Linked DNA regions of Mus musculus: all the other regions are linked to region 5. A link is a loop called in an ENCODE intact Hi-C map of the cell type or tissue named here. Cell type or tissue: left cerebral cortex. All regions are shown on one strand. Region 1 has its middle 3.7 kb from the start of Gm46725. Region 2 has its middle 21 kb from the start of n-TNgtt9. Region 3 overlaps Armc3 (armadillo repeat containing 3). Region 4 holds the start of Pip4k2a (phosphatidylinositol-5-phosphate 4-kinase, type II, alpha). Region 5 holds the start of Dnajc1 (DnaJ heat shock protein family (Hsp40) member C1). Region 6 holds the start of Gm17762 (predicted gene, 17762). Region 7 holds the start of 4930447M23Rik (RIKEN cDNA 4930447M23 gene).

Region 1 (4,000 bases), 300 kb before region 5:
ATTCCACTATTGTGGGGCTATATGCTACTCATGAGTAAAAGGTAGTTTTAACACGTTTCTTTTCTAGTTCCTCACTGAATTTTACAAGGTAAAGTTCTCTATTTCAGAAGCCTGTTGAGGTACTTAAAGTGTGCAGATATTCTCCTTTTAAGCTGAACACATAACAATATCCCTGTGTTTCAGACACTTTGCTCTTGAGAGAATGTGCCTGTCTTCCAGAGCATGAAGGAGAAAAAATAATTTATTCTCCATGTAATTCAGTCTATATTAATTCAACATGTGTATGCCTACTATTGATTTCAGGTCTATAATCATTCCAAATTTTGTGTTTGAGGAGCAAAGATGAGAGGGTTTGAGTAAGGTAGGGATTGGCGAACTATCCAGACAGTTTAAAACTAGGAAAAACTTATTAACAGAACGGAGTCTGCTTTATATAGATATGAAATCTTTTCCATTCAAACATGTTGGCAATTTTTCAAAGGCGTTCCATTGGTAGCTGTCATTTGTCATTTTGTGAACTTCAACGATCCTTTTGCCAACATCGACTGCAAAATCACTGAAGTAGCTTCACTCCAATTGGCAGAAGTACTATGTGCTCCACAGCGGCCAAATAGGTGGGTTCAGATGTGATCTTAATGAAGAAAGCAAACCTAGGGCTATCTGAATTATGACAGTCCTTGTTGAAGTGTAAGTATCAGGTTTTTGCAGTCAGGTGTGAGCACACCATTCAGTTGTGCCAGCAAATTTGCTCCCAGAGCAAAGATGTGGAACTTCGCTAGAGAGTGGAAGGCTGACATTTCTCAGTGTATGCTGTACTTGTATTTTATTCGTATTTGACTTTACTTCTCAAGTATTTTACGGTCAACCTCGTATGTCTTAAGGGTCTAGTAGTGTTTTTCAGGCCAGTACAATGTCAAGGTGACAGTGACTAGCCCGGCAGAGCTAGATCCACCAACACATGGCTTTCCCTATTCCCCCACCCGCCCCACCCCCAAGTGCCTGGGTGAATGCTAAGCTCCAAGGCATTTGGTTCCCTCCCAAGGAAAGCTATGATCAGAGTGATGACTTCACTGCTCCCACCCCACCCCCGAAAAACCAAGGAGCATTGTGGTGATTACTAAATAAATCTACGTTTTAAATGTAGGAGTCAACCAGCGTAATATGCTGTAACATGCAGAGCAAAGCAAATTATTGCTGCGCAGTATATGCATGTAAGCATCCTACTTACGAGAGCTTTCTTTATTAAAACTTGCTCCAAAGCCAGCATGGCTAGAAAGAAAACACTGTGAACGCTCTACATTTAAAATTATCTGCCACCATCTCAAGACCCCCCCCCGCCCCCCGCCATGCCTCCCAAATTTTATTGTTGGACTTTTCTTAGAAATCGTGGGAATTTGCACTCCGGTGCTTAAAATTCTCTTATTATTGTTGTACCAAACACAAGAGACAATCCTGGAAGGTGCTTCGCTGCAGACTACCCTGGCGTCTATGGACGGACGCCACGCACCGCTCAGGTGCAGGTCCCCCAGAGGAGGCTATGCGGTCTAGACCCAAGGTTGATGGGGTGGGGGTGGGGGTGGGTGCTGGGGGCGAGGTGCGGGTGGATCAAGTGCCACCGGTGTGCTAGAGTCTCCGAAGAGAGGGGCGCGCCCGTGGTTCGTGACCAGCATCAACAAGCCCGGCTGGGCTGAGGGCAAGGCCCCGGCCTCCTCTGCGTTTTCACTCGCCCAAAGTTTCTCTAGCTCCCAGGAGCATCCTCGGAACCTCAGGCTCAGGAGAGGGCAGCGGGGTGGGGACATGGGGGCAGAGTGGGAAGAACAGCCCACGAGGTCACGGGGACGCGCGGGGGCAGGGCGGGGAGCGCCTGGGGCACCGGGAAGGGAGGGAGCGCGCGGGCGGAGTGCGGAAGCGTCTGGTCGCGTACCCCGCCTGCCTCCACGGCCTCCGGTCCCCGCTCTGGCCTCCGGCCGCTCTCGGGCCTTGGAGCCTGCGGGGCTGACCGAAGAGAGGCCTCTCCTTCCCTTTGGGTTAGGTGGCCAGGCCTCCTTTGCAAGTCGCTAGGAGTCTCGGCAGGAGTCGCCGCCTCCCCCCAACCTTTCCGGCGGTGCGCCTGGGAAGAGCGCGGCCAGGACGCGGGCGAGGCCTCCGCCGACTCGGCCCAGAACCGAGAGGCCAGGCCGCAGCCTGGGAGCAACCAAGAAACGCCCCGCGGCCGCTAGGCTGGGCCTGCCGGGCGGGTCTCCTCCGGGGACGCTCCCAAGCGGCGGGCAGGGTTGGGAAGTGCTCCAGGTCCCTTTGCCAGGACTGTGTGAGAACCCTGCGAGGTCCCCCGCAGCCAGCTCAGTTCACCCGGGGCGTACACCGGGTCCCAGAGGAAGGGACCAGACACAGTAGCTTATTTAGGAGGGGAGAGGAGGAGAAGGGTGACGGTGCAGCTGCACCTCAATGCGCATGTGCGAGGTTCCAATTTTTTTTTTTTTTTTTTTTACTTTTGCGGTTCTTTCTCAGACTAGTCTCAAGCCAAAATGAACACTGATTATTTCAGAAACTGATTGTTTGTGTGAGCTGACTCCTGAAAGTCACTGCAAACGTACAGAAAGGGTTTGCGAGGTTTCTGAAACCTTTGAAGTAAAAATAGCATCTCTTGTTTATCAGTTCTGCAGGTCTAGTTCCTCTAACAGAAATGGTCAGTGAAATCCGCTGAAATGTAGAGTGAATCCGAGGACCCTATAGCACATCTCATCCCTACAAAGAACATACACTGTCATTAATTATTGTTTCAGAAGTAGTGCAAATATTCTAAACTGAATTACTTTCTATTCCACTATTAACCCATTTTTAACTTTACAGTGAATAATAAACGTCATTTGTGTTATTCTCAAATAAGCAACTCAAAAGATCATTCATATGAAGAAAGTATGATTACCTTTCCCAGTGATGAGGAAAAAAATGTAGTCATAAAGAAGACAATTGCAAGGGAATGCTTTCTATTCTTCAAACCTTGCTTTCCTGGTGAAACAATGTGGAATTGCTTATCGTTTTATTTATAAAGCAAAGCTACAGTTCTTGAAAGTTTCCAAATAATCTCAGTATTTTTATAGACACATCCCAAATAGAAGCAGCCGATGAAATCTTGGTCATACCAAGGACATTTGATGTCCAGAGTGGAGAGCAACTTGTAAAAACCATTGGGTTTTTTTGTTTGTTTGTTTTGTTTTGTTTTTTTAAGTGATGTGTAAAATGCAAATATGGGGGCAGAAACTTAGGAAGAGTGCCAAGTGGCCAGCATTAGTTCTCTTTCTGGGAAAGGGTATTCCCAGAACCATTGCAAACCAAGATAACAGAGTGAGCTTGGATTGCTCTAGTGTACACCATTAAGTTTAGAAAGCCTATATGTGCTATATTAAATTGCATAAAATACATTTTCCTAAGCCTAGATTAAAGATCCCTCCAAATATCCAGGAAAAGGCTACTCTATTGTGATGGGCTAAAATGTGTTCTCTGAAGTGGAGGCATGCTAATAAATGAATTCTTTGATCAGAAATGATCATTTGGTAAACTAAGCAGATCCCACCGACTCTGATAGCCTCTTTCTCCTCTGGAAAAAATGATGAGTTTGAGGAAACCCCCAGTGAAGATCCTTTAAGAAAACTGTCATGACACATATAGAAACAGCTGGTAAGCACATTTTCTAAAGTTTGCACTGACTTTTCAGTTCTTCAGTTACACTGGGGAACAAATTGTAATGAATCATGTTCAGAGCTAAAATCACTCCCATGAACTAATTACTGATAACACTAATGTGTCTGATTTCTGAACAGTTAAAGGTTGTGTCATTGTATCTTCCCATTAAGATGAAACCCTGAACCTCTGGGAAGTGAACCTGCTGAGCATAGGAGGGTTTTGTTTGTTTGTTTGTTATTTTTGTTTTTAATTGGGAAGGCTGGAAAGGAGTCAAAATGTGAATGGCGAGAGTCTATAGAATTGCACTTGCTCCACT
Region 2 (4,000 bases), 210 kb before region 5:
CCGCCGGGCGATGTGGGTATCGGTCACGCCGGCGGCGATCGCGAGTGGCTAGCTGTTTTTTGCTTTGGTCCTGAGGGAGCGGTCGCCTCCTTCCTTCCAGCCTGAGTCCTTCTCACCTGGAGGGGACGAAGCCAGAGGCTCCGGCCTGGTCCACAACATAGCTCCGGGCAAGTGCGGGGCTCTGGCCTCAGGGTACTCCGGCTTGGAGTGTCGGGGCCCGCTAGCTCCCCGAGTCCTTGGGAAAGGGAGGGGACACCAGGCACCCAGGGCCTTCCTTAGCTCCGGCGAGGATGGGATTTGGAGGAAAGGACAACCCTCGTCATGAAAAGGGGAGAATTGTGAAAAAGACGTGCGTGAGGTTCAGGGTGACACTATGTCAGAGCGACATAGGGCGGGACGAGTGGCGGACGCGGCTTCTATCTGGGGGTGCCTCCAGTTACCCCAAGATCTACCGGGGGAGCTTTGATACCTCGGACGTAGGGGTGGGATGGAGCGACCCGCGGACCTGGAGGTCCGGGCGGTCAGCCCGACAGTCGACCCTGTAAGAGGTCTAGGCGGAGAGCAACCAGGGTAGAGACTTGGTGGCTGTGCGCAGGAGGAGGTGGCTGACCGCCCGCCCCCAGGTGGGATGAGGAGGGGGGCGGGAGGCCCGAAATCCCTTCCAGAAAGGCTCGGATCTTGGGGCACTGTGCTCCGCTATTTTCAGCTAGCACCCTTCTCTTTAAGGGCGTCCTTCCTCTTTTTCTTTCTTTGATCAATCTAGTAACGCCTCCTTCCTGCACTAGCGTCTGCCACTCACCGTTCCAACGTCAAGGACATGAACTCCGAGGGGTGCAGCGCCCGAGGGCCACTTGCAACCGGGTTCCTCACCCCTCAGCCCTGAAGGGCAGTAAGGTCCCCCAGCTAACCCTGCAGCCCTGCGAGGCACGTATAAGAAGGGCCTCCAGCTAGGTCCTGTCCCCTGCAGCCCTGCAAGGGCAAAACCAGGCACTGGGGTTCCCAGCTGGAGCCTGCACCCTACAGCCCTACCAGGAAGACAGGCCTGAGGCTCCCCCCTGTGCTCTGTACCCTGAAGCCCTGTAAGGCAGGCACGATGGTTCCCAGCTGGGCCCTGCACACTGAAGCCCCTCAAGGTATATAGATGGCCACGAAGGTCCCCCAACTGAGCCCTGCATCCTGTCCTGCCGCCAAGCCCTCTGCCCAAGCGGCAGAAACCCACTGGCACAGGTCCCCAGCCGCCGGAGAAAAATCAACCACGACAAAGGGCTGCACGAATATGGCGCTGTTGGAAATGGAGCCTGGACACCGGAGCAGCCTGGCTGGAGCACTGCCTCGGCCTCCTCGCTCTTCCTGGTGCTCTGGCTTTCCACTCCTGGGTTCTCCATCTGGCATCCTCTAACCCGCGGACCCTGAACAGTTTTTATCCTACTGTCCCTTCCCGTGTCTCCCTCCTTCCTGTCCCTCTCGGTTCCTCTTTCTCCATTTTGAGTCTGTGGCCGGCGCGTTTCTTGCCTGCTGGGCTCACAGGTGGGCCATTCTCTTTTCTGTCTGTCTGTCTTTCTGTCTGTCGTTTGCTCTCTCTCGCTCTCTCTCTTTCTCTCTCCCTCCCTTCCTCCCTCTCTCCTGTTGAGTGTGGGCTAGAGAGGGCGTCCAGGTGCGAGCCTAGGCTGCCAAGGGCCAGGGTGGCAAGCTGGTGACCTCAGAAGCCACTGTGTGCCCAGTGCTCCCCAGCAGCGGAGGGGGACTTCTTGGGGTGGGGTGCTGTTGTCTCCTGCTGCAAGGAGATTAGCGCTCTCTCTCTCTCTCTCTCTCTCTCTCTCTCTCTCTCTCTCTCTCTCTCTCTCTCTCTCTCTCTCTCTCTCCCTCTCTGTCTCCTCTCTCTTTGTCTGTGTCTCTGTCTGACCCGTCCCTGTCTCTCTGTCTCTTTCCCTCCCTCCTTCCTTCTCTTTCTTGTTTTCTGGTTTTGGTTAGCTAGTTGGCTTCCTCCCGTGCTTTCTTTTCTTTTATTGCAACTGGGAGTTTTGCACTGTATTTCAATAGACTAGGAATCAGAATCGTCTTTCTGGACAGACTTCCAGAGATGAGTTGTAGAGAGACCGGCAAAGAAGACAGAGATATTAATTCGTGTTTTTTTTCCCGTTAAACACGGGGACTCCCAAGCAGTAAGGTGGTTAGGTGTTTCTTTTAAATTATTCACTTTTTATACTTATCGCCTTTTCTCTCTCCCTCTCCCTCTCCTTCTCCCTCCCCCCACTTATCTGAACTCAAGAATGCTGATTTTGAATTAAAATTATTCCTAAATGGTGGTCCGTGGGGAGTTCTCTGAGAAGCAGTGTGATTTTGAAGTCTCTTGGCTGCGGGACTAGCGACAAGTGTCTTCCTGAAAAGTCTCATTGAGGAGGCGTTTCTCTGTGAGGTAGCTGGGTTGGATTCTTTGTTTTTTTTCAAGCAGATGATAGAAGCATTTCAAGTCAACGGAGGCAATGACATCATTTGCTGTCTGAGACATTTCTTTCAGTCATAATGGGGGAAGTTGGTCTATATATAGAAACTGAAAATAAAATAATTCACCTTTCCAACTATGTTTTAACCTTCTAGATTCACATTTTCAAGAACATTCTATTCTGTCCCCCTCACTCCAGAACAAAACGAAGGTGTTCCTCCTTTGTGTGATAGATTTTGGAATTCCTGGAAATATTTGAAAGATTAAATTTCTGAGACTCTTAAGAAAAAAAAAAAAAACCAAGGGGAATTGTTCTGAGCAGAACTTACAGGGTGTCTCATTTAAAACAAAACAGTTTCCTTGGTTTATATTGATTGCCTTCAATTAAAATCAGGTTTTAAGTACTTCTTTTCAGGCTATTTACAAAAGGGGAGAAAGCTCACAGGTCTTGGCATGAGACTTAGCAATACAGCCAGGCCTTGCTAAACTTAGAGTGGTAACTTCAAATCATAGATGTGAAAGCTGGCAGCAAACATTCTTTTGATTTGAGAACCTGACTTCCAGAATCATTGAAAGTAGATTAAAATGTCTTGTATGCATTTCTTCTGGTAAATGGTAAATGCACTTGCCTAGGAGTACAGAGAGTTCCCAGATGAGCTTTCTAAAAATGGGCATCATTGGAGAAGTCATTTTTGTTTTCCAACTTAATTGGAATAATTCAGTACTTAAATAAAGTTAATCCTATTAAGATATTGTTTCCTGCTCAAAGCAGTAAAAATTAAGCACAACTTATATGACTTTAAAAGGCCAACTTTGTACATAGTCTAAGCAATCCACATTGCTGAAAAAAAAGTGGCCAGAACATGTTTTCTGAGTATTAAATGTATTCAAGGTAGTATGCAGACAAGGGTAGTTTAAATCAGCATTTACAGATTACAAGCAATATTTAGTCTTCCTCATTTATTCTCATTTAAAAACACTCACTAAAAATTTTATTTCTTCCATTACATACAAGTTAAATTTCAGATACATTAAATACCAACTGGAGAAAAAGAAAACTTTATTAAAATGTTGATTATGCAGCTGGAGAGATAGTTAGGAGTGCTGGTTGCTATTCCCAAGGACCCTTCCCAGCACCCCCATCCACCTGTGACCCAACCCCAGGGGATCTGATGCCCTCTCTGGCTTCTGCACACATGTGCAGATACCAACACAGAAACACAAGGATATAAATAAGAATTTTTTAGAATATTGATTATAAACATAGAATTTCTTCATAAGCATGGCTTAGGGAATTCTTTCCTTCTTTCCTTCTTTCCTTCTTTCCTTCTTTCCTTCTTTCCTTCTTTCCTTCTTTCCTTCTTTCCTTCTTTCCTTCCTTCCTTCCTTCCTTCCTTTTGTCACACTGGGGGTCTAACTCAGGGGCCTGTGCATGCTGAGCAAATGCACTACCACTGAGCTACAACTCAATCCTGGGACATATGTTTGAAACAAAGCATTAAAATGCACAACCCATAGGGGAAATGACAAAATGAATCACATTTAAATTTTAAAAAT
Region 3 (4,000 bases), 880 kb before region 5:
GAATCTACCACGGGGAAATATGACCGTATTCCGCCATTCGTATGTGTGTGGGAAATCATCCTTTTCAGACCACCTTCCAGCCAAACAGCTGATATAAACTTGCAGGGTCAGAGTGGAGGCAGCTTCTTCAGAGATCGGATCTGAGCCTTTCCGTGTAGCTACAAATAATGAGCAATAAGGGCCTATTCCCAAGTGAAGGAAAAAGATGTAGGGGATGATTAATAATAATATGAAAAGTCAAGGGTGGATACAAAGTAATGTATAGGTTTAAACAGGCTTCAAATTAAAAGAGAAATAATGTGAGGATATCCAATCGGTTTGATAATTTCCTGTGAAAATCAGTAATGCCGGGAAGCAGACAGTACTAGCAACTTTAAAATGTTATGCAAATATCAGCCCCGCTCTGTAGGTAATAAAGGCAGCACAGATAATTTTCTAATTGAACATTTTATGAGATTCACCGAGCCTCAGAAAACTGGTAGTTAATCAAATTCAAAGTGTTTGTCGAGGTCTGGCAAGCATCAGCTGACACAGAGTAGGGATGGGGAATCAGGTGGTTTTATTGAAAACTCAGGTTTTCATTCTGAGTGCTTTTTAACTTCAGTATGACTCCCACTCCACCCCACCTCACCCCACCCCACCCCCAGCCCAATAAAAGCAAAGACAGGACACGATTCTTCTACGCAAACAGGAAGAGAGGCACTATGGGTGGATATAACAAACGGCCACTCAGTAAATTTGGATGGAAGGAATGAGGTATCCTCATAAGGATACAATGAGGACTCTTTTCTTTTGTCATTGTAATACAAAGCACTTTTATCACTTTGTCCATTGCAAATGTGTGTGCGCACCACGGCTTCTGTGTGCAGCTCAGAGGGCAACCTCTGACAGTCAGATCTTTCCACTGTGTGGGTAGGACTTGAGACTCGAACTCAGGCTTAGTGACAAGGGCCATTACCCACTGTCCAATCTCCAAGGCTCTCAAAGGACTTTTAAAGTCCCAAGCGCTTTGAAATTATTATCCTTAGTTTTTTGTTTTTGTTTTTTTAAAATGACGATCCTTTAAACAAAAGCAGCCTTCCTAAGGCAGCAATGTTATGTTGCCTCTCACTTTTATTGGGAGACTTCCAAGCTTCTAAAATTTTACAATGAATTTAAACAAAAATTAAATAATCTTTTCTATTGCCATGGGATGCATCTATTGCTCAAACGTGCTGCGTTTGTCCCTGTGATAACACAGCGAAGCAAATATTCAGTCACTGGTGGAGGAAAAAAAAATAAGAGGTGTCAAAACATTTTGAAACGACTGCACCTCAAAAAGGGACAAAGACAGACACAAACATCTGCTAACCGTGTATTTAGCAGTAGAATACTATCACAGTAAAATGCTTTCCAGATCACAATCTTTTAATAATGTTCCAAAAATATTATTTTAGGCTCACCAGAGTGTTTCAAATTAAATTAGTGTGTGTTTCATTAAAACACAGAGCGCTCGGTCCATTTTTGCCCCTCCCCCAACTCTCTCCTGAGGCGCCACTAGGGGGCAGTATGAAGACGCGGTTCTTGCCGCTGTGGGTGAAGGGAAATCGCTCAGAAAACCATTTTCTTAAGAAAAACCCGACGCGACAAAGACAATAACTGCGTGGCTTAGGCTTTAGGTCCGACCCATACATCAAGCCTATGTGCTGAGTTTGCGTCTTTCGTGGGTCGTTTCTCAGTGCAATGTTTCTTTAAGGGTTTTGAGACCCGAGATTACTTATCCTAAGTGAATCTGAGTGCTAGGGAGCCCTGGGTCTAGACAGAGTGGTAATTTTTCCTTAAAGGACTGTAGTAAACAACCGCAGCCATCTCGGAGGGTGTGTGGCGTCCCTTCCTGCAAGATATGACGGGGAGAAGGGAAGAATTGGCGTTTGGCCACTTTTAACAGATGTGTGTTGTTGTGTTCCTGTCTTCAAAATAAGTGGTCATCACTCACTCTGTTACAGCCAGCATTCTACAAGAAAATATGGCGACTCTACAGATCATCAGCCCCACATCTACAAGTTAAAAGGTATACAACGAAGTGGTAAAATAAATAAACACAGCATATTATGTTACCAGCCCCACGCCCAGCTTTATTTATTCGGGTGGTGATTTTTTTAAAGCATGAACACACACACACACACACACACACACACACACACACACACACACACACACTTTCTGCACTGGCATAGATAATACCCACTTCAGCTCAGACCATTCCTGGCTATGTGACAGGACCTGAGTCCTGGTTTTTCTCAAGGCATGCTATATACTCTTTCAATAGTATATAAAAATCTATCCTGAGGATGTATTTAAATTTTCCCCCACATATTATATATGGTTTTCTTAGACATGATAATCAACAAATAAATTTTGTAGACGTTAAAGTGATAGTATCTGTCTTCCTTCAGCTTTATTTAAAGGGGAGAAATTTTCTTTGTTTCTAGAGAAATTTTAATACCAATACTACTAAATGATCAGTCAGTCATTCATATTGACAGAGATATAGAGTCAAAGAGAGTCAAAAGTTAACAAAGCACTCAGGCACATCCGTGTAAGGCTCTCTGTCTCTGCACAGAGCCCCTTAATCATCATCAGTGTTTGTGCTCCTGGCCGCAGGTCACACAAAAGTAGAGAAGTCCCTGGAGACTTGTCTCTGCTATTTCGAAGGCTTAAGGTAGCCCAACAATTAATCGATGTATTTTTAAGTGGCCAGTTATATATGCTACAATTCAGAACTTTCTTGGGTTGCTACTTTTGTGGGAGTTGAGAAGCTATACAAAAGAACTGCAAATTCCACAGGAAAATGGGGAGAAGGGGGTCTTTAAAACTCTAGGGTCTTTAAAGCTATCTTCATGGAGCTAAGGTAAGATGGCTATGAAGAATCAGGGTCCATATAGTTGAACACAGTTGTTTGTGAAGAGTTTAACCTTAGTTACAAGTTTCCACTTTTTTGTAAGTATAAAATGATTATAGTTGTTGTTTTCAATATTTATTCATTGGTATTTACTAAAATTGTATCTTTAAAAGAGATCCTTTTAAAAAAGCCTGGTCTGCATCTATATTCATCTTCAAATCTTGTCTGGTTTTTCAGTGAGTAAATTTAGTTATTAGTGCAAAGGATTACTGAATTCTTTCCATTTTGGGGGCAACTTTGAATCTAATTCTGGTCAGATCCAACAGATGGCAGTGATGTTATAAACTGTTTAAAATACTCTCATTGCATGTAGGATCGACTACTCAGAAGGATGTCAACCGCAAATCATTTGCTCCATACTTGTATAAATTATTTAAGAATTTGGAATGATTAATTGGGCAGAAAAGTACACAGTAAATAAAACATGAAATTCAACTGGAGATATTTCCTACATTCACAAATTAAATGGCTTCTCCTTTCCAAAAAGCATTATACACAGAGAACTGTCCAGTATATTACCAGCATAGTAAGGAAGGAGCGCTGCCCGAAATTAGCCGAGGGGGCTACCTATTCATGACTGCCTATTTTACTGCTTCATCTCATTTTCATCTTTCAGACAGGCTTGTCTTCACTGCCTCCTACTTTATTTACCCACTTAAAATAATTTCTTTTTCCTTTCATTTCTAACAAGAGACCCTAGCAGTTCTTGTCTCTCATTCAGATAAGTACTTTGATTCCTGTTAGTTGTTCCTTATTCTTCAACCTTTATTCTGCAAGAAACAAAAGACCAAAAGTAAGGATGGAAGGTTTCTAGAGGGAAGCCACTGTTGACTTCTGTGCTCCAAATTATGTGGACACAGACATTATTAGTCACTTCCTGTTTGAAGATACAGCCACTGGTAGGCACATTTGTATGATTTTTCTGTTTGTTTCAGTTTGATAAAATTCATTGATATTTTAGCAAAGGCATTTATCTCTTCCTCTATTGACCTCTGGATATAGTGGTTATTTTATCAAACAATAAAATGGACACTTTGCCTACATGAATATAAGTTGTTT
Region 4 (4,000 bases), 600 kb before region 5:
TTTTCCCATCCTTGTTTCTGCCCCTCCCAGGAGAGATGGTGACCTCTGGTGCATCTGTGCCCAGGTTTCTCTTTGAAGGGTTGCCTAACAATGCCCAGAGGTGTCCATTTCCTGTTCTTGTAGGCTCACCCAGCTCTTTGCTGTCATTGAATTCAGTTTTTCAGCAAGCCCATTGTCTTGCATTATTAATATACAATTAAGTACATTACAGCTATTGTGAACAAATAAAGAGATACAGAGGCATTGAAGTGGAAGGATTCATTTCAACCAGGAGGAAAGGGTAATTGTTTTCAAGGACAAGGGCTGGTACAGGTTTCTGTGGAGGGGTGATGAAGAGCAATAATCAATGATGATGTGAAGCTCTTGAGTCTGGGTCAATGAGAATTTATTAAATAAATGAACTCCCAACTGGTTAACAACAATATGAATGCTTATTTCCAACACAGGAAGAGAAATGAAACAACTTGTAGGCTGTGTAGGGTGCTGAATTTGGTTGTAGATTCTTGTGAAAGGATGCCTGTGGGCAAGCTATGAAAATTGGTTTAGATAGACTCTTTTCTGAGGTCAGGCGACAGTTTATGAGTTATCAGTAAGATAAAGACTGTACAGCCCCACAGCCCCTCCACCGCCCCCAGACAGGGTTTCATGGATACCTGGCTTGGCTTGAACATACCTACCTACCTGAGGATTATATTGAATTTCTGATCCTCTAGCCTTGCCTCCTGAGGGCCAGGATTACAGGTCTGCAACATTGTGTACTTTTATCTACTGCTGGTTTTGAGTGTAACAAACAATCTATAGCATAGTCCCTAAAGTGACCTTTGTGTCAGGCTATACCTAGTCACACAAATAACATCAGTCTCTGGTTAAATGATTTGGTCAACTAGTGGAACTGTGGGTCAAGTTTATGACTTCTCAGCATTAATTTAGGCTGGTTTTGTTATTATCTTCACCCCCTTTAGCCATTAACAATGGTGATGCTTGGTACCAGAAGAAGCAAGGAATCATTGCGGCGGCGGGGCGGGGGGGGGGGGGGATAGTATTAACAAGTTAGAATGACCAAGGGGATTTTGGGGGCAACCGTGCTGAAAGGTCAAATGAAGAAAAGGAAGGTCCGCACAGGATCTGCTCCCTTTTTGTTCCAGGCGTTACTCTTTGTCTTCTTGAAAGATCTAAGGACTGTAGACTTGCAACAACAAATGCCAGCGTAAGGACGACTAATTTCAGTGTGGGGTGGTAGTGGTGAAAGGCTAAACATTTTCAAATCAGAAGGTGCATGTCCAGAATAAGAGAAGGAAGGGGTGGCCTGCAAAATGATGGGTTCCAAGCAAACGGTCCAGACTGGGGCATGGCTGTCTTGACTAAAGCAGGGGTTTCAGTGAAGAATCCCAGAGTAGGTTGGGAATGACATTCTAGTATCCGATAGCATGGGAAGGCCCAACCAGGATACAAAAGGTTAGGAAGTTCAAGGCGGGGACTCCCTGGCAGACAGTTGACAAAGAGGAGCCAAGGTCCTTTCCCTAGATGCTGGGGAAGCCCGGGGCCCCGAAGAAGCGCTCTGGGTCCCACGAACTCGCCAGCCCTTGGCACGGGAAGCGGAGGTTCCCGGACATTCCTGGCTGCCCCATGCATCTGGGGGCTCCCTCCTCGGAGCTCCCTTGGCTCCGTATCCTTTCCTTGCTCCTCCCCAGGAGCGAGAAAGGCATGCTCACGCGAGTCTCCACACTCCGCAGCAGCCTCCCCAGACGGATCGCGGCCGCCAGGAGAGTGCTCGTCTTAGCACCGGTGGCGGAGCGCACAGAACAGCTTAACGGTCCGGCATCCGCATCCGCACCCGCCCCGCCCGTCGGCGCCGCTGCCCCGCCCGCCTCTGCGTCATGACGCTAGCGCCCAACGCGGAAGCCGCCCGCCGCCTGGACCAGCCGAGGGCTGTGCGCCGAGCCGCGACGGGCGGGAGCCGGCGGGGGCGCGAGGCGAGCGCAGCTGCAGCCTAAGCGGCCGAGCGCGCGGAGCGGGCGGAGCGAGCGCCCAGGACTGAGCGCGGGCGGAGCGGGGCTGGAGCAGGCGCGCAGCGGCGGCCGCCCCGGGGGATGCAGCTGCCTCCCCGGGCTGGCGTGTAGGGAGGGCGGGTCCCCGGCCTCGGCGGCGCGGCGGTGGAGGGGACCGAGACTGCGACCATGGCGACCCCTGGCAACCTGGGGTCCTCCGTCCTGGCGAGCAAGACCAAGACGAAGAAGAAGCACTTCGTGGCTCAGAAAGTGAAGCTGTTCCGGGCCAGCGACCCGCTGCTCAGCGTGCTCATGTGGGGGGTCAACCATTCGGTAAGGCTCCTCTGCGGCGCGCTCCTCTTGCTCCTCGGGCTCAGCCTCCCGGCTCTGCTCCTCCTGCTGCAGCGGTGGCAGGGCGGGGACCTCTAGCCGGCTAGCTCGGTCGGTCCCGGGCCCTCTGGCCACTCGCCTCTTGGGGTACCCCTAACCCCACGACAAGCGTCCATCTCCTGGGTTTCTCCGGCGGCGCTTGCGCTCCCTTTGGAACCCAGGGAGGGTGCAGGATGAGAAGCATTCTCTGTTCTGTGCTTCTGAGCCTCTCCGCGGCTGTCCTGTCCCGCATTCGTCCTCCCGCCGGTCGGTGCTCGCTGTCCGCGAAGTGGGAAGTTTGTGCGGGGACCGACTCTGTCTCAGCTATCAGTCCTGGCGGGGAACCGCTCAGGGCCCAGTCCGAGCGATCGCTCCACTTGTCTGGGACCGATGGGCCCTCCTGCCCTGAGCGGGTGGGCAGGTGAACCTGTCCCTGTCAGGAAGAGTCCGGAGCTTCTCGGAGATAGGACTGGAGTGAATCAGAAGATTTTGGGCGGCAGCTTGAGAGCTTAGCTTTCTTTTTTCCTTTAAAGGCAGTATTGTCAGACTCTAGGAGAATTTTTTTGGGGGGGTGGGGGGTGGGGGTGGGGAAGACGGGCAAAGGAAAAAAAAAAGCAACGTAAATATGGCCCTGGTGCTGAGCGTCTTCTCTTCATCCCTTCCCGCATCGCCCAGCTGCTGTGCCCTTTCCAGACCTCCTGGCGGGGAGTCTTCCTCCCTCCCCCTTGCTTCCTCCCCTCCTTGGGGAGCCAGGCAGAAGTCACAGACTTCTGCAGAAGGATGGCCTTGGTGGTGATAGTCGGAGGGGGTCCCGGCGGTCGCGAGTTCGAGGTGGTCTAGAGTTAATTACATCCATTTTGGAGGTTGTTTAAAAGACTGTCGGGGTGCGCGTTGGGGAGGGTTAGTCTAGCGCACAGCTAGGGATGTAAGGAGGTGCGCGGCTGCAGACTCTGCGGACTGCGGTGTGGGGGGCTGAAACAGCGTCCTGCTGATCTGACAGCGAGAAAACTCCTGCAGCTTTAATCTTCTTAGATGGGCTCAGGAAACGTGATAGGCGCTGTTGGCTGAGCCTTGAAAGTTTCAATGAGCTTGTGAATTTTGACCATGACCTTACCTACTGCAGTCAGCCAGCTTCAGAGAGAGAGCTTGAGCCTGCTGCTCTGCTTTTGTTTTCAGTGGATGCCCAGGTGTCCCTTTCAGCATAATGTAAGTGACAGAAAGCCAGCGTGGTTTTTGCACTCTTAAATTAACAGAGTTGTTTAAAATGGCTCAGTATCTTTTATTTATAGTTTTCCTCCCAAGCAGAGCTGGAGAAAGGTGAAGCAATATGAAGATGATTGTGTTTATCTGGAACGTTTTAAAGAGTTGAGAAATCTATTACTTTACTGCTGGGTCTACTGGGGTTCATTTTACTGACATCTTTAGCTGTTAGGAATGTCAACTGTTAAAACAGCAGACAACAATGCACCCCCCCCCCCCCGTTTTATTTCAGAAAGCAAAGTTACAGTTTTCCATTGCCATAAGTCTCTAATTTAGTTATGTTTGGTTTTGTAAAGTTCTTTTTGTTATTTACCTTACTATTAGCAACTTCCTAATTATTGCAACTGGGCACGCACGGTTAATGCAGGTTGGGCGTGGACCCA
Region 5 (4,000 bases):
CCAAAACTTCCTATTCTTGTTATGTCTTACACTTAAAAACAACCACATATCCCAGAGTTTTACACAAAATTTCCATAGACTATATTCCATAGCTTATTTTCCACTAAAACAGAAATTAGACAAGTTGGGTAAGTTTCTGATATCTTCTACATAATCACAGAAGAGTAGGATTGTGACTGGGATGCAGAGTTATTAAGATTCAATCAACTTCTGTTTTTCTTTTTTTCTCTTCATGATTCGTCTGAAATTTTGAGCAAGAACCAGAAAAGCATTCATCCTCTTGGCCCTAGAGATCTTCTTTGTGTAACTTCAGAAGTAACTGCCATGGTCTTGAGTGTGAAGAATAACGCCCATGTATTTAAAGTAGGCGTTCCCTTTAGGTAGCCTTATATAGACTTACAGCCGTGTATTAGTCAGAGCTCTCTAGAATCACAAAACGTATAGACTAAATTCTCTCTCTCTCTAAGTCTATCTATCTGTCTATCTGTCTGTCTGTCTATCTATCTATCTATCTATCTAAAGAGAATCTATCTATCTATCTATCTATCTATCTATCTATCTATCTAAAGAGAATACACTGGAGTGACTTATAATCTGCAGTAGTTGCTCAGTCCCACAATGTTAAGTAGTTCAGCTGGTCTTCTGTATAAGCTGGAATCCTGAAGAAGTAGATTCCAACAGATGTGCTGGCAAAGTGAATGCAAGCAGGCAAAGAGGAGTGAACCTTTCCTTTTTCCTTTGTTCTTATGTAATCCTCCAGCAGAAAGTATGGCGCAGATTAAAGGGTGCCTCGAGATCTGTATTAAAAATGTGTGTCTTCCAGCCTGAAGCGCTAGATCAAAAGCTTGTGTCTGCTGTGCCCTCCATTTCTGGATTGTAGTTTACTCCAGTTATAGTGGAGTTGACAACTGGGCATAGCTATCACAAATCTTATGACCAGTGAGCACAGTTCCTCAACCTCAAGCGATATTCAGCGGGCGTCTTGTGGGACGGCTGACTGTATGTTTGGGGCTTCTTTGTACCTTAGTCCATCATACAATTCAAAGTAAAGATTTCGTTGCTTTCTTTTTATCTGTGTAAAGTCCCTCTGAGCAGACCAAAGCGAATCACTCCATACCTAGGATCAGTAAATGCCACCAGGGAAGAAAACAGCTGATAACTGCCCTTAGCCCAGACATTGACAAAGGATTTATTCAATTGTGTTACCTCCTGCAGCACAACAGTTAATGTGGAAATGACAAATTTGAATTGTAGTAAGAAAATTGTCTCAGAGAATAAAGTAGAGGCAACTCGACTTCTGTATCAGCCTGGCCTTAGAAAGTGATAAGTCCCCTGAAAATGGAGTAAGTCCTTAGAGTTCTTGGACAACACAGAGTTCAAGACAGAAATACAGGACTGTCTGCTAAGAGCTCATACTAACACGTTTGCAGTTGTGGCAAGATCACACCACTTTCAAATAACACAGTATTCAATAATATGATCAAATATGGAAAGGATGGACATTGGGTAAACAAAATTTGTTGTTGCCATATTTTCTGACAGTTTCACTCATTGAATAAACAAACATTTGCTTTAATGTAGGGACTTGGTAAAGATGATGGGTCTTGTATGTACATGTATGTGCCTGCCTATGTGTATGTGCACATGCACAGGTGCCTGTGGAAGCTTGAGGTGAGTACTGGATCACTGCAGCTAGAATTACAGGCAGTTGTGAACCACTCCAATATGGGTACCGGGAACAGAACTCAGGTCCTCTGCAAGAGGAAGAAGTGGTCTTAATCAAAAGTCAATACTAGGTCCAAGATTAGTTTTACTTTAAGGAAATAAACTTCAGACTTAAAAGAATATTTTAAATTTTATTTATATGTATGTGTGTTTGCTTTCTTGAATTTATGTGTATTAGGTGTGTGCAGGATCCTACAAAGGCCAGAAGGGGGCTTCAGATCTCCTGGAAATTAGAGGCTGCTTATTTGCATGGACTATATCCGCAAATCTTAATTCATATTTAGAAGTATAATTTTTTTCTTGGTTAAATTCCTTTTTGTGCCCCCACCTTCCAAAACCACAATGGGGTGGATCTGTGTGTTTTAGGCATTGTTCAATTCATCCTACCTTTACTGATCAAATAACAAAATGCACATGAACAGAAGCCCCTAAGCAATAAAATACATCGACCCTCCAATATGCTTTTAATATCAATACTTAGGAAGGCAAGGTAGAAGGCATGGGGAAGAAAACCTACAGATAGGCGTTCTTGGCCCAGGAGGTCCGCGATTGTTGATTATTCACCTCTTTTAGCCAGCGCTGACACACGTGCAGCTGCTCTACAAGCCAGCCACGGAAAGCTGTTCTCTGAGGCCAGAATCCAGAGCGCCTGGCGTTCCTACTTCCGGCCCCGCCCCCGCCCCACAGTTGCTAGGAGACGTGATGTCACCGGAAGCGAGGCCTGGGATAGGCTGAGGCCTGGGGAAACCTCTCCCACACGGCCGCTTGGGTGCCAGCGCTGGCTCTCCAGCTGTTCCTAGGCCGGGGCGAGGGTCTAGAGAGGGAGAGCGGGCTGCGGCCGGTCTCCGCTCCCCAGCCGCCGGCTCCGCGGCAGTTAGTGCTTCCCTCGAGCCGGCAGCCTGGTTGGTCGCTTCCGGGCGGCTGCCCGCGCTCCTGACTGACAGGCGCCGTCCGCACCGCCCGCGCCACCCGCCACGTCTCCGCTCTCTGCCGGCGCACGGCGTGGCTGCCTGCCGACCGACCTCTTTGAGCCCAGCGCGATGTGGGTTCCCGGCTTCGGATCCGCGCGACTTCCCCAGCGCCGGCGCTCCGGGTTGGAGTCATCCTCGGTGCGGCCGCTGTGGCTGCTGCTGCTGTTCCTGCTGGCAGCCGTGCGGCCAGTGCGCGCCTGGGAGAGCGGAGACCTGGAGTTGTTCGACTTGGTGGAAGAGGTGCAGTTGAACTTCTACGAGTTCCTCGGGGTGCAGCAGGTAAGCGCGGCGGGCCGGACCTCCTCACCCAGCCCGGTCCACTTGACCGCCATCTCTTCCCAGTTCCTCACTGTCGGCCCAACTTCGGAACTTCTGATCTGAGTGTTAGGCTGGACGGTGCAACTACCTTTTCTTTGGCTTTCTGGAGACCATCCTTCCCCCACCCCGCGAGCTGTGCTGAAGGAAGAAGGAAGAGAGATGTAGGCAGACCGATTTTTAACACTCAAGTGTGACACAGTAACCATGTATCACCCCAAATTGTCATCTTCCCACTTAAACATATGTTTACTCCAACTGCCTCCCTCTCCCTCGTCCTTTCTGGGAAGACTGAAATACATTTTGCCCAGCGTCTGTTAGCAGTTTTCTTGCACTGTATTTTGTAATCGTTAAAGCCTGCTATTAGTGTTTGTGTAGCAGTTAGAAATCTGGAAAAATTTGAAGCCTCCTCCCGCTTGGTCCTAGAACTCATTAGAGAAGTTGTGACACTTTCAGGGTTTGAGGTGTTTGGAGTGCTGTTGAAAGAGGAGGTCAGGATAGTCTTGTGTATACGTCCTTGCCTCTCCATTGATTTCATTTCAGGTTTTAACTTGGGTCTTTAACTTGTAAAATCTCTTGTTCCCTTTTATTTCTACTTGAAAGTGATTGAGTGAGGGTATTTATTCAGACTACCTCAAACAATGAACAGAAAAAAGAAGACATGTTAATAACTAATAATAACTTCATGATCATGGAATGAGAGAGACTTCCACAAGCTATGATTGAGTCCTTCACACAAGATGTAAGTTGTGAAGCAAAAACAACAGCAGCAGCAAAAAGGCACACTTAACAGAATTAGCTAAGAAATGTACCTCTTCCTATAAGTTATGAAATAGGAAACTTTCAAAGGAAATGAATTGAACTGTTAAACAGAAATTTAATTTTTAATAATTGCATTTTAATTCCATGATTGCATATAAAATCATTGAGTATAAAATTACCATGGTATTAAACTTAACAGTTCTCATTTCTTAAGAGTTAAAAATATT
Region 6 (4,000 bases), 370 kb after region 5:
ATCCAACCTGCAGAGGCGTCCCTGGCGCCTTGGGGGTGCGGGGGGGAGGCTTTGCAAGCCAGTCCCAAGCCCGAACTACCGGCTTTCCCGAGCCTGGGACGCAATTCCCCGTCTCCTGGAGAGGAACGCGGAATTTGGCAGGGCGCCCGTCTGGCCGCCTGGCATACCGAGCTGGCCGCCAGCTCTCAGGGGTGGGGACGGGGTGTGTCCCCCGGAACCCGCTGCGGAGAGAAGAGCTAGCGCGCCTTTAGACCAGCCAGTGAGGACCTGGGTCAAGCCAAGAGGCGGGAGGGGGGCTCCCGTAAGCCTGGAGCCTACATCCACAGGCCGAGCAGCTACTCCAGCCGCTGCACCTACTTGGTGACACCCTGCTGGTACGGAACCCTCCCCCAACCCGGCCGAGAGCAAACGTGCTGGAGTGCGAGGAATGAGGACTGCAGTCTGCGGAGATTGGTGCACAGGGCGGAGGCTGGGGAGAGCTCCGCCGGGCTACGGCTCCTGGGCCCAGATTCTGGGCCTGGATAAGCAGTGCTGCCTGGTCACCTCGGACACGGGACCCTTCACTGTGCAATTGCCCTCCCCTCCCCCGCAGTTTCGCGCTCTAGCTCCCCTCCCCCACCCCACATCCTGCTCCCCTCGCTTTACTCCGCGACGCCTTCAAACAAGTAAGAAATTAAGCCGAACACAATTGTAACTGTACTCAGGGAGACACAATCGCCCAAGCCCTTGGGGTCACGCGCAGCAGAGGGGCGACGCGGGTGGTGCCGCCTAGGGTGGGGTGGAGAGGGCGTTCGTTTGCAATCAGACTCCTGGGCGCGACATACAATGTCCCATTCTCCCTTCTAGGGCTCTGGGGTCCTCACGAAGAGAGGCTGTGCCGGGACCATGCGCCCAAGGTCCGAGGATGTCCTCTGCGACCTGCGGCGGGCGTGTGGGTTCAGGCCCAAACGAGTCCCAGGAGTTTCTCAGCGCCTGGAAGTAGACGTGGTCTCTCTAGCCCCTGGCGTCAGTCTTTACCCTTCCTCTTCCTGGAGACCCGGGAGGCCGCGACGTGGAAAGAGAGGCGGGAAAGCCCGCACGGAGCTGCCCAAGTAGAGGGCGGTGGGGCTCAGGGGACTCTAAAGGCGAGAACTGAGGGTCGGAAGCCTGGGGACAATCCTTTCCCCTCCACGTGCAGCGGGGACACCTCCTCCCCGGGGAACCCATCCAGCTGCTCCCAACCTGGAGAACAAAGGGTCTGGGAAGCACGGCCGGGGTCGGAGAGCGGAGGTGGAGGGACGCAGGAAGGCAGGCGGTGGGGGCAGGGAAGGGCGCCTGCTTGCACTTCCTCTCTGGCCCGAATGACGGAAAGCTCCATGGTGCTAGCGCCTCGTTGAGGCTGTTTTTCAATCCTGGAGGGCTCGGGTTCCTTACCTAGCGGCCGCACCCGCGCCCTTCCTTCCCTAGGGTCCCCACCCCCTCCGGGGACTAAGGCCTGGAAGCTGCAGAGCCTGCTGTGCCCTGGCGCGGGAGGAACCGCGAGGCACCAGCGCCCCCTGCAGGTGCCAGGGATCTCCGCAGCCGGGCGCTCCGGGACTCTTAAGGTGGAACTGCCTGATAATCTATCACGCTAGTGAATGTGGGTGGAGGTTGGTAGTTCTCGCCTCACCCTCGTGCGCAAGGGTCCCCCAAGCGAAACGGGCCTGACGGACCAGAATCCCGGAGTCTGTCCCTCACTGATGTTATTTTCTGGACCCTTGGCCTCACCATCTGCAGAACCTCTTCTTTGGATGTCCCACTATGGATCGACAAGTCACACTGATATTTCCCAGCAGTGTAAGAGGATGCCTAAATCTTGCTTCAAGGCCTTTCTATAACTGGAAAGCAAACTTTTACTTTTCTTTATTATACGTAAGTGACTGTGAGCATGGGATGAGATTGGCCAATCTCGGAATCTTCTCACTCCCAGCAAATTCGTGGACAGGTGCACGTACTATAGGACTGGACCACGCGTCCAGCCTGTGTGGGATCTACGTCTCGCATCTTCAGCGACCTCTGCTCGGTGTTATCCTATACTTCTTTTTTCTTCTTTCTTTCTTGAACCGACTGATAAACATGAAAACTCTTGAAAGTGTCCTCCACGAACTTCAGCTTCTTGGAGGAAACCCTATGAATGAGCAAGTAGAGTTCCGCGAGGTCTCAGTCTATTCCCTCTCGGTTGGCGCCTGGGAGCATGGGGCTGCAGACTGTCCCTGGACTATGGCACACCCATGACCCGGGAGCGGCGGAGGAGAGCCGGGACTGGAACGCACAGGGCTTGAAGGCCGGCTGCTGGCATTGAGTGTGCGGATAATTCACACCGTGGGAACTCCCCTCCCCCTGGGCACTGGGCCTGGGAACCGCCCCGCGGGTGGATGGCCGATGGTCCCTGGGGTAGGTGTTAGCGCCTGAGAAGCGGAGTCCACACGCTAGGCAGCTGCGGGCAAAGCTCGCTTGGGCAGGTGCCTCCGGGTCAGACCCGCCATGGGGGTTGCAAACCGCAAGCGAAAGTCGAGAAGGGCAGGAGCTTGCCCACTAATCCGTTTTACACTGTGAAAACCGCAGGCTTGTCGCCTAAGAGGCCACTTTTTAATTTGGAAGCACATGGAGGGGGGAAAACCAAGTTAACATGCGAGCACACTTCCTTTTCTTTTTTCCTTGTCGTGCCCCTCCTCCCCCCACTTTTCAACGAAAAAGCTGTCCTACTGGTAAAGAGGGAAATTGATCTGCGCTTTGGATTGCAGGGGGAGACTTGGGCAAGCAGGGAGCCCGGCGGGGATTCAGGCACATGCTGTATCCCTGCCTGCCAACTTCTTCCCTGGCTTCTCACCCGCGTGCCTCCTCTCTACTACGAATCACCGGAGGCCACGTGCTTCAGGCAAGCCCCATCCACTGTTTTTTCGCTGTGAATGAACGCCAGCGTGCATCATTTGAGTGTCGGCATTCCTTGAGAGAGCGCCTGCTCGGTCGGTGGATCTACCGAAAGGATAGGGGATTGGGTTGCCCCGACCGAGCTTCTACACACAAGCGAACCAGAAGAAACACTCAAAGCTTTCCATGGGGAAACCTACCGAAGCCTCTAACAAAACTCAGTTTACTGCGTGCGGACCTGAGGTGCTCAGGCTCCTGGAAGAACAGCCAGAGGAAGGAAGAGAGCAGGAAGGGGTCGGATGGGGAACGCTGAGGGTCAAGTGGGCAAGTTCCAGAATAGTGGTTCCCTTATTCCTATGTTCCTCGCGTAAGGGTCCTATTTAAGAACTCTCTCCCACCACCCAAATATGTGCTAGTGGCGATAGAAAGGGAAGGCAGACAAAAGAAAGCCTTTATTTAAAAAGTAAAACTAAGATAACTTACTCGTTGAAATAGTGTTGGGGGTGGGGGTAGGAGGCAGGACGGATGGAGGCAGCTTTTTTACTTCTTTTTGGTTTTTGAAACATAGAACACTTTAAAACTCCAAGGTGTTGGAGGAGCAGAAAGTCTTGTAAAATGTTTGTACAATTGAGAGGTACTGCTCATTAATTCATTTTGAAAGGTTGCTGGATTGAATGAAGTCTTTCTCAGTCTCTGTGAGAAGCTCAACTAATTTTGATGTAGAGCAAAATTGGGGTCAAAACTTCATCAACAGACAATGTGTATAGAACTTTATAGCCCTGGGGTCTATTTCTGGGACAAGAAATAAAAAAAAAAATTAAATGAGATAACTTCAGCGTTTGTGACCCCACCTTCTCTCCCACGTGTTTGCTTTCTCACACGTGAGCGAGCCGGCACAGACCAGTACTGATTTGTCTTCTAGGCCTGTGTTTGTTTTCACTCAAGTTGGAGACCTACCTTGTTTTTGCTTGTATGCACTTTATTAAAGATCACCTGTTAACAAATAAAATAGCCTACTTTGCTCTGAATTTATATCTTTGCAACTAAAAGGGAAACAACATTACTGAACTGTTCAAAGTCATGTTTTTGAATCAAAAAGATATCGAAAGAT
Region 7 (4,000 bases), 950 kb before region 5:
AATACATAATGTCTGCATACAAGTAGCACATACAATCTTCTATACAATATGTGTTTGGCAAATATCTAGCAAACTGGTAAATTTTACAATTTTATAACTTTTAAGATTCTTTGTTTGCTTGCAGTGCTGCGGACTAGTCATGTGGCTCTGTGCTTTTGATACAGGATGTGTATGGTACATGGGCAGGGAGCTACAGCCTTGCACACGCTAAGCAATGCTCTGCCACACAAGTACATACTTGGAAGGGTCTCTATTCTCTTTCGGTAGCTTGCTGTTCTGGGGAAAACATACCCCATTGGCCTTAGTAAATGATCTCAGCAATTGTTTGATGAATTACAATTATATAATTAATAAACTGGGCAGTTGGTGGCCAATTTCCCAGAGAGATGCCCAGTCAGGGCTCTCTCCAAGACTCATTGCCACCATAATGGTAAGGCACATCAGAGACAAACAAGCAGACATTGTAGGTCACCTTGCTTCTTAACCCCAGGTTTGATGCTCCAGATATTAGCATCTCAGTGCTCAGACATCCAGCCTACCGTTTGCTTCCATGTGCTCTGCCAGACCCTGGACACCCTGTGCCCCACCCTCCCCCAGCTCTGTTTTCAGTGCATGCTCATGTCCGTGTTTCCCAGTGATCCCTATAAAACTGTGACAGGAGTCTTGAAGCCAGATGTGCAATTACAAACTAAATGTTGGTGTCACACCCTTGATTGGTCTTTCAGGGCTCTTGCCTCAATGACAACCTTTTCTTTACCCAGCCTGCTAGGCTTCTCTCTGGCCTCGTACTCTCTTCTGTTAGTAAGTCACACAATTTCCAAGAAAACTTTTGATCCCCGGATGCTGCAGCCCCTGATCACTTGATCTGGCCCTACCCCATGCCTGGAGCAGTCTCCACTGACTTCTCCACATTGGCTCCATTTCTTTCTGGACAGACATGGAAAAGTGCCCTTTCTGGGGACATGCCAAAGTTCCCTTTAGTCCTTCTGCTGTCACTGGGAAACCTAAGGTCCTCAGATTTGAGCAATTTAAGAATCAGTATGGATCAAAGAAGACCAAGGCATACCTACTGCCTACATGAACCTGCCAGAACAAAGTAGTCATATCTTTATGACCTGGCATTCTGACCCTCAATCCTGTACTTGTGAAACTACTATTCCTGCCTTACCCTGATGTTGAGCCTGAAACCCAGGTGGGATCTCCCCCCCCCCTCCCCCCGGTCTCTCACAAGCAGGCAGTTATGGATGGAGGTGTTCCACTAGCTCATGCAATGCTCCCATCTGTATAACCTGCCCTTGCAGGACTGCGTAAGCTCTTGATACCAGGACATACTGCTTTCCCCCAGCCAGCACTCGTTTTTGTGATGTCATGATGCTGTTTTCCAGAGTTCTAGGTCATGGCAACCTGACTTTGGAAGTCATGAGTTAAAGCGTGTGTTTGCACTCTGAGCTGACTGTACAGAACAGGTCTCAGCTGGAACAGACAGGCCACTGTGGCACAGGCTTGCATTCTCACTAATCGAAGGGGGTGGCAGGATTGTGAGTTTGAGGCCAGCCTGGGCTGTATAGTGGGATCCTGTTGAAGAAGATCAGAAAAAGAGGGAGAGATGAGTGGGGAGCAGGACGAAGAGGAAGAGGAGGAGAGGGAGGAAAGGAAAGGGAGAGAGAGGGGAGGGAGAAGGGGAGGAGAAAGGGATGGGGAGAGATGTCCAGCAATCATAGGAGCCAAAAACTGCCTATAGTCATTCTGGGACCTTCTGAGCCAGCCTAGCAGTCTGGCCAGGTGCATCTTCCCCCCCCCGCCCCCCCCCCCCGCGAGGGATTACTGTCAGATTTAGAATAGAGAAATCATCTCACAAGTGTTCTAACCTGAGCTCAAGCATGAAGCGGCAGGTGTAAGAGGATGGCAACCCTCACCTACGGCAGGGCCCACTCCGCTTCTGTGCTTTGCCCCTCCATCTTGTTGCATCCTGATTTTGTTGCCTGGTTTTGTGTCCGGAGATCTTCATAGGCCAGGTGAACATCGCAGTGAAACGCGGTGGCTTTGTGCATAAGGGCTTCATTTTTCACAGCCATCCTTCTAATAAAAACTGTTTGAAGAAGGAGAGATTGAAGGTTTCTGAGGTTTAAGCCAGGTTGTCATCTAAATCATCATCTCTTCTGGACAAAGCAGCCATTGTCTGCGGGAGTTGGCATGACGGAGAAACCACAAGAGGGCGCACAAAGCCTCGGAATAAATGCTTCGTCTATCCTGGACGCTAAGGAGGCAGAATTGCCAACCCCAGCGCTGGAGGACTCTAACTCCTCCAGACATACGAATGTTCTAGAAGCCCTTCGAGGATGTTTTCATGGTTAGATAAAGAATAGCACTGCAAGTGCACAGAGGGGAGATGTAGGAGGAGTGTTGAGAAGAAAGGGAGTGATTGGCAGGAGAGAAGGGATAAGACAGGAAGACCAAAGGCAAGGAGAGAGGAGAGCCGGGTGGGTGGGAGGGACGGGTGGAGAGGAGACAGGAAAAGGAATGTCGCTTTTTATAGGGCCGAGAGACACGGAAGTCTGGTGTTTCTGTGGACCAGATGGTGTGGCAGGGGAAGGGACCAGGCTGCGGCTTCTCTGGGGGAGAAAGCTGGATGTCTCCCAGGTCTATGAAGTCTGAAGTATGGCGTGAGCTGTCTGAGTCTCTCAAGGGCTTTCCCAGCCTGTTTGCCAGCCTGCAAACTTACCCTTTCTTTGTTGTCACTTTAAAGTCACAACTTGCCTTGACCATGAACATCCATCCTCCTGGCAAACAAGGCCTCATTTTGACGTCAGCAGGCCATGAGGCAAGAGAAGGTGGGCCTGGTAGTAATGACTCCCAGCTGCTTCACGATCACATTTTATTACTGATTATGTAAAACTTTGAGATAATGGAAAAGGAAGTAAGTGGTTGGTTTTTGTTTTCCATTTAAAAATATGTCAGTCCAACAAGAATGGGTAATATTTTGCAAGCTCTTCCTGTATTTGGGGTAGAGATGTAACCTCTAACATTCAAGTGGCATGGGGAAGGAACTGGAATTATCTCTGTCACAGAGGTGAAGTGACTCACCCAAAGACACTTCGCAAGCAGCAAAGGCTGACTTCTGAGCCCAGATCTTGCAACTGCAGAGCCTGTAGCTTGACTAAAATTCATGTCTGTCCAGTGAGCCCAAATTTAAGAATCTATTTCCAAATACCTCTTTGTCATCCATGAATGGAGTTCTTAAATATCTTGACATTAGGACCCCTGTATAGTGTGTGTGTGTTTTAACCAAGTTTCTCAGAAAAAAACCTACAATCTCCATTGACCTTTTTTACAGAAATGATTAATTAGTTACAACAGACTACTGTGATTGGAGTGTTTTAAGCCCTGAGGCAAATTATCTTGGACTACTTTGGTGCCCTAAATAGTCAATTTTTTTGCCTGTTCTGAAAACATCCTGTAACTATTAGGTAAATCATTTTAGAATGTGCTATCAGGTCTCTGGCTTCCACTGATTCAGAAGCCATGAGGCTCAGCAGATACCATTTGAAACCTATAGCATTTGAAGCCTATAGCAGAAATGTCCCACTTTTCGGTAAGTACCTAATTCATGAAAAATGTCTTGAGTTATGACTTTCTTTTGTTGTGTTACTATAAAAAAACTTCATGAATCTGCTGTCATATTGCAACATGGAATCTAAAGTAACCTAAATCGGTGTTCCCAGGCCATGGTTACTCATATTTGTCTCCAAAATAAACTATCTCTTCTCTTTGAGATGAAGGCTATGTTTTCTACTTGACAGCAAAGTGTGACAGCAAAGTGTGTCCCATAAGTGTGTGTGTATGTATGTGGGTGAGCAGATGGGTGAGCAGGTGAATGGGCTGGTGGTGTGTGTGTGTACAGAGACCTACATCAGTATCTTTGTCCCTCACTCTTCACCTTGTAGTTTGAAACATGGTCTCTCACTGAACCTAGTGCATATAGATTGGCTTGACCAACTGA

What was found. Peaks named below come from ENCODE experiments on the same cell type or tissue, not always from the same donor. Only the 100,000 strongest peaks of a DNase experiment are listed, where the experiment ranks them.
Region 1: a loop joins it to region 5, with 2.5 times the contacts of the local background. A loop is called at or near these places in 9 of 42 quality-filtered maps.
Region 2: a loop joins it to region 5, with 2.0 times the contacts of the local background. A loop is called at or near these places in 3 of 42 quality-filtered maps.
Region 3: a loop joins it to region 5, with 5 times the contacts of the local background. A loop is called at or near these places in 12 of 42 quality-filtered maps.
Region 4: a loop joins it to region 5, with 2.7 times the contacts of the local background. A loop is called at or near these places in 3 of 42 quality-filtered maps.
Region 6: it touches region 5 in a loop (2.9-fold over the local background); 8 of 42 quality-filtered maps call a loop at or near these places.
Region 7: it touches region 5 in a loop (7-fold over the local background); 10 of 42 quality-filtered maps call a loop at or near these places.

The regions. Positions count from the first base shown.
Region 1 is chr2:18,692,422-18,696,421 of GRCm38, reverse strand. It overlaps a transcript of Spag6 not described here. Among named protein-coding and RNA genes, the nearest start is that of Gm46725, 3.7 kb to the right of the region's middle. In left cerebral cortex, a CTCF peak has its summit at 2,289; DNase peaks (open chromatin) are centred at 1,128 and 2,248; H3K4me3 peaks cover 1,754 bases; H3K27ac peaks cover 1,272 bases.
Region 2 is chr2:18,605,761-18,609,760 of GRCm38, reverse strand. No RefSeq gene overlaps it. Among named protein-coding and RNA genes, the nearest start is that of n-TNgtt9, 21 kb to the right of the region's middle. In left cerebral cortex, no CTCF peak of the experiment used is centred here; DNase peaks (open chromatin) are centred at 1,030, 1,300, 2,090, 2,348 and 2 more places; H3K4me3 peaks cover 2,267 bases; H3K27ac peaks cover 1,428 bases.
Region 3 is chr2:19,274,007-19,278,006 of GRCm38, reverse strand. All of the region lies in intron 10 of Armc3 (armadillo repeat containing 3), which reads right to left. Among named protein-coding and RNA genes, the nearest start is that of 4930447M23Rik, 68 kb to the left of the region's middle. In left cerebral cortex, CTCF peaks have their summits at 1,537 (motif pointing right) and 3,207 (motif pointing right); a DNase peak (open chromatin) is centred at 1,610; H3K4me3 peaks cover 697 bases; H3K27ac peaks cover 418 bases.
Region 4 is chr2:18,996,173-19,000,172 of GRCm38, reverse strand. It overlaps Pip4k2a (phosphatidylinositol-5-phosphate 4-kinase, type II, alpha), which reads left to right and starts at 2,052. Exons shown (of 10, transcript NM_008845.4): 1 at 2,052-2,321. The coding sequence starts at 2,178. It overlaps 4930426L09Rik (RIKEN cDNA 4930426L09 gene), which reads right to left and starts at 1,854. Exons shown (of 1, transcript NR_024323.1): 1 at 369-1,854. In left cerebral cortex, a CTCF peak has its summit at 1,746; DNase peaks (open chromatin) are centred at 2,544, 2,558, 3,088, 3,288 and 1 more place; H3K4me3 peaks cover 2,866 bases; H3K27ac peaks cover 2,248 bases.
Region 5 is chr2:18,391,266-18,395,265 of GRCm38, reverse strand. Dnajc1 (DnaJ heat shock protein family (Hsp40) member C1) reads left to right here and starts at 2,436. Exons shown (of 12, transcript NM_007869.3): 1 at 2,436-2,975. The coding sequence starts at 2,766. In left cerebral cortex, CTCF peaks have their summits at 1,946 (motif pointing right) and 2,496; DNase peaks (open chromatin) are centred at 2,007, 2,472, 2,688 and 3,181; H3K4me3 peaks cover 1,989 bases; H3K27ac peaks cover 1,526 bases.
Region 6 is chr2:18,025,085-18,029,084 of GRCm38, reverse strand. The region is part of intron 1 of Gm33085 (a long non-coding RNA gene); the gene reads left to right. A930004D18Rik (RIKEN cDNA A930004D18 gene) reads left to right here. Exons shown (of 2, transcript NR_028376.1): 2 at 847-3,898. It overlaps Gm17762 (predicted gene, 17762), which reads right to left and starts at 1,836. Exons shown (of 1, transcript NR_028378.1): 1 at 1-1,836. In left cerebral cortex, CTCF peaks have their summits at 82, 1,328, 1,532 (motif pointing left) and 2,739; DNase peaks (open chromatin) are centred at 1,066, 1,522, 2,401, 2,874 and 1 more place; H3K4me3 peaks cover 3,316 bases; H3K27ac peaks cover 1,518 bases.
Region 7 is chr2:19,343,036-19,347,035 of GRCm38, reverse strand. It overlaps 4930447M23Rik (RIKEN cDNA 4930447M23 gene), which reads right to left and starts at 2,719. Exons shown (of 4, transcript NR_126563.1): 1 at 1,917-2,719. In left cerebral cortex, a CTCF peak has its summit at 2,205 (motif pointing right); DNase peaks (open chromatin) are centred at 2,252 and 2,571; H3K4me3 peaks cover 734 bases; H3K27ac peaks cover 1,113 bases.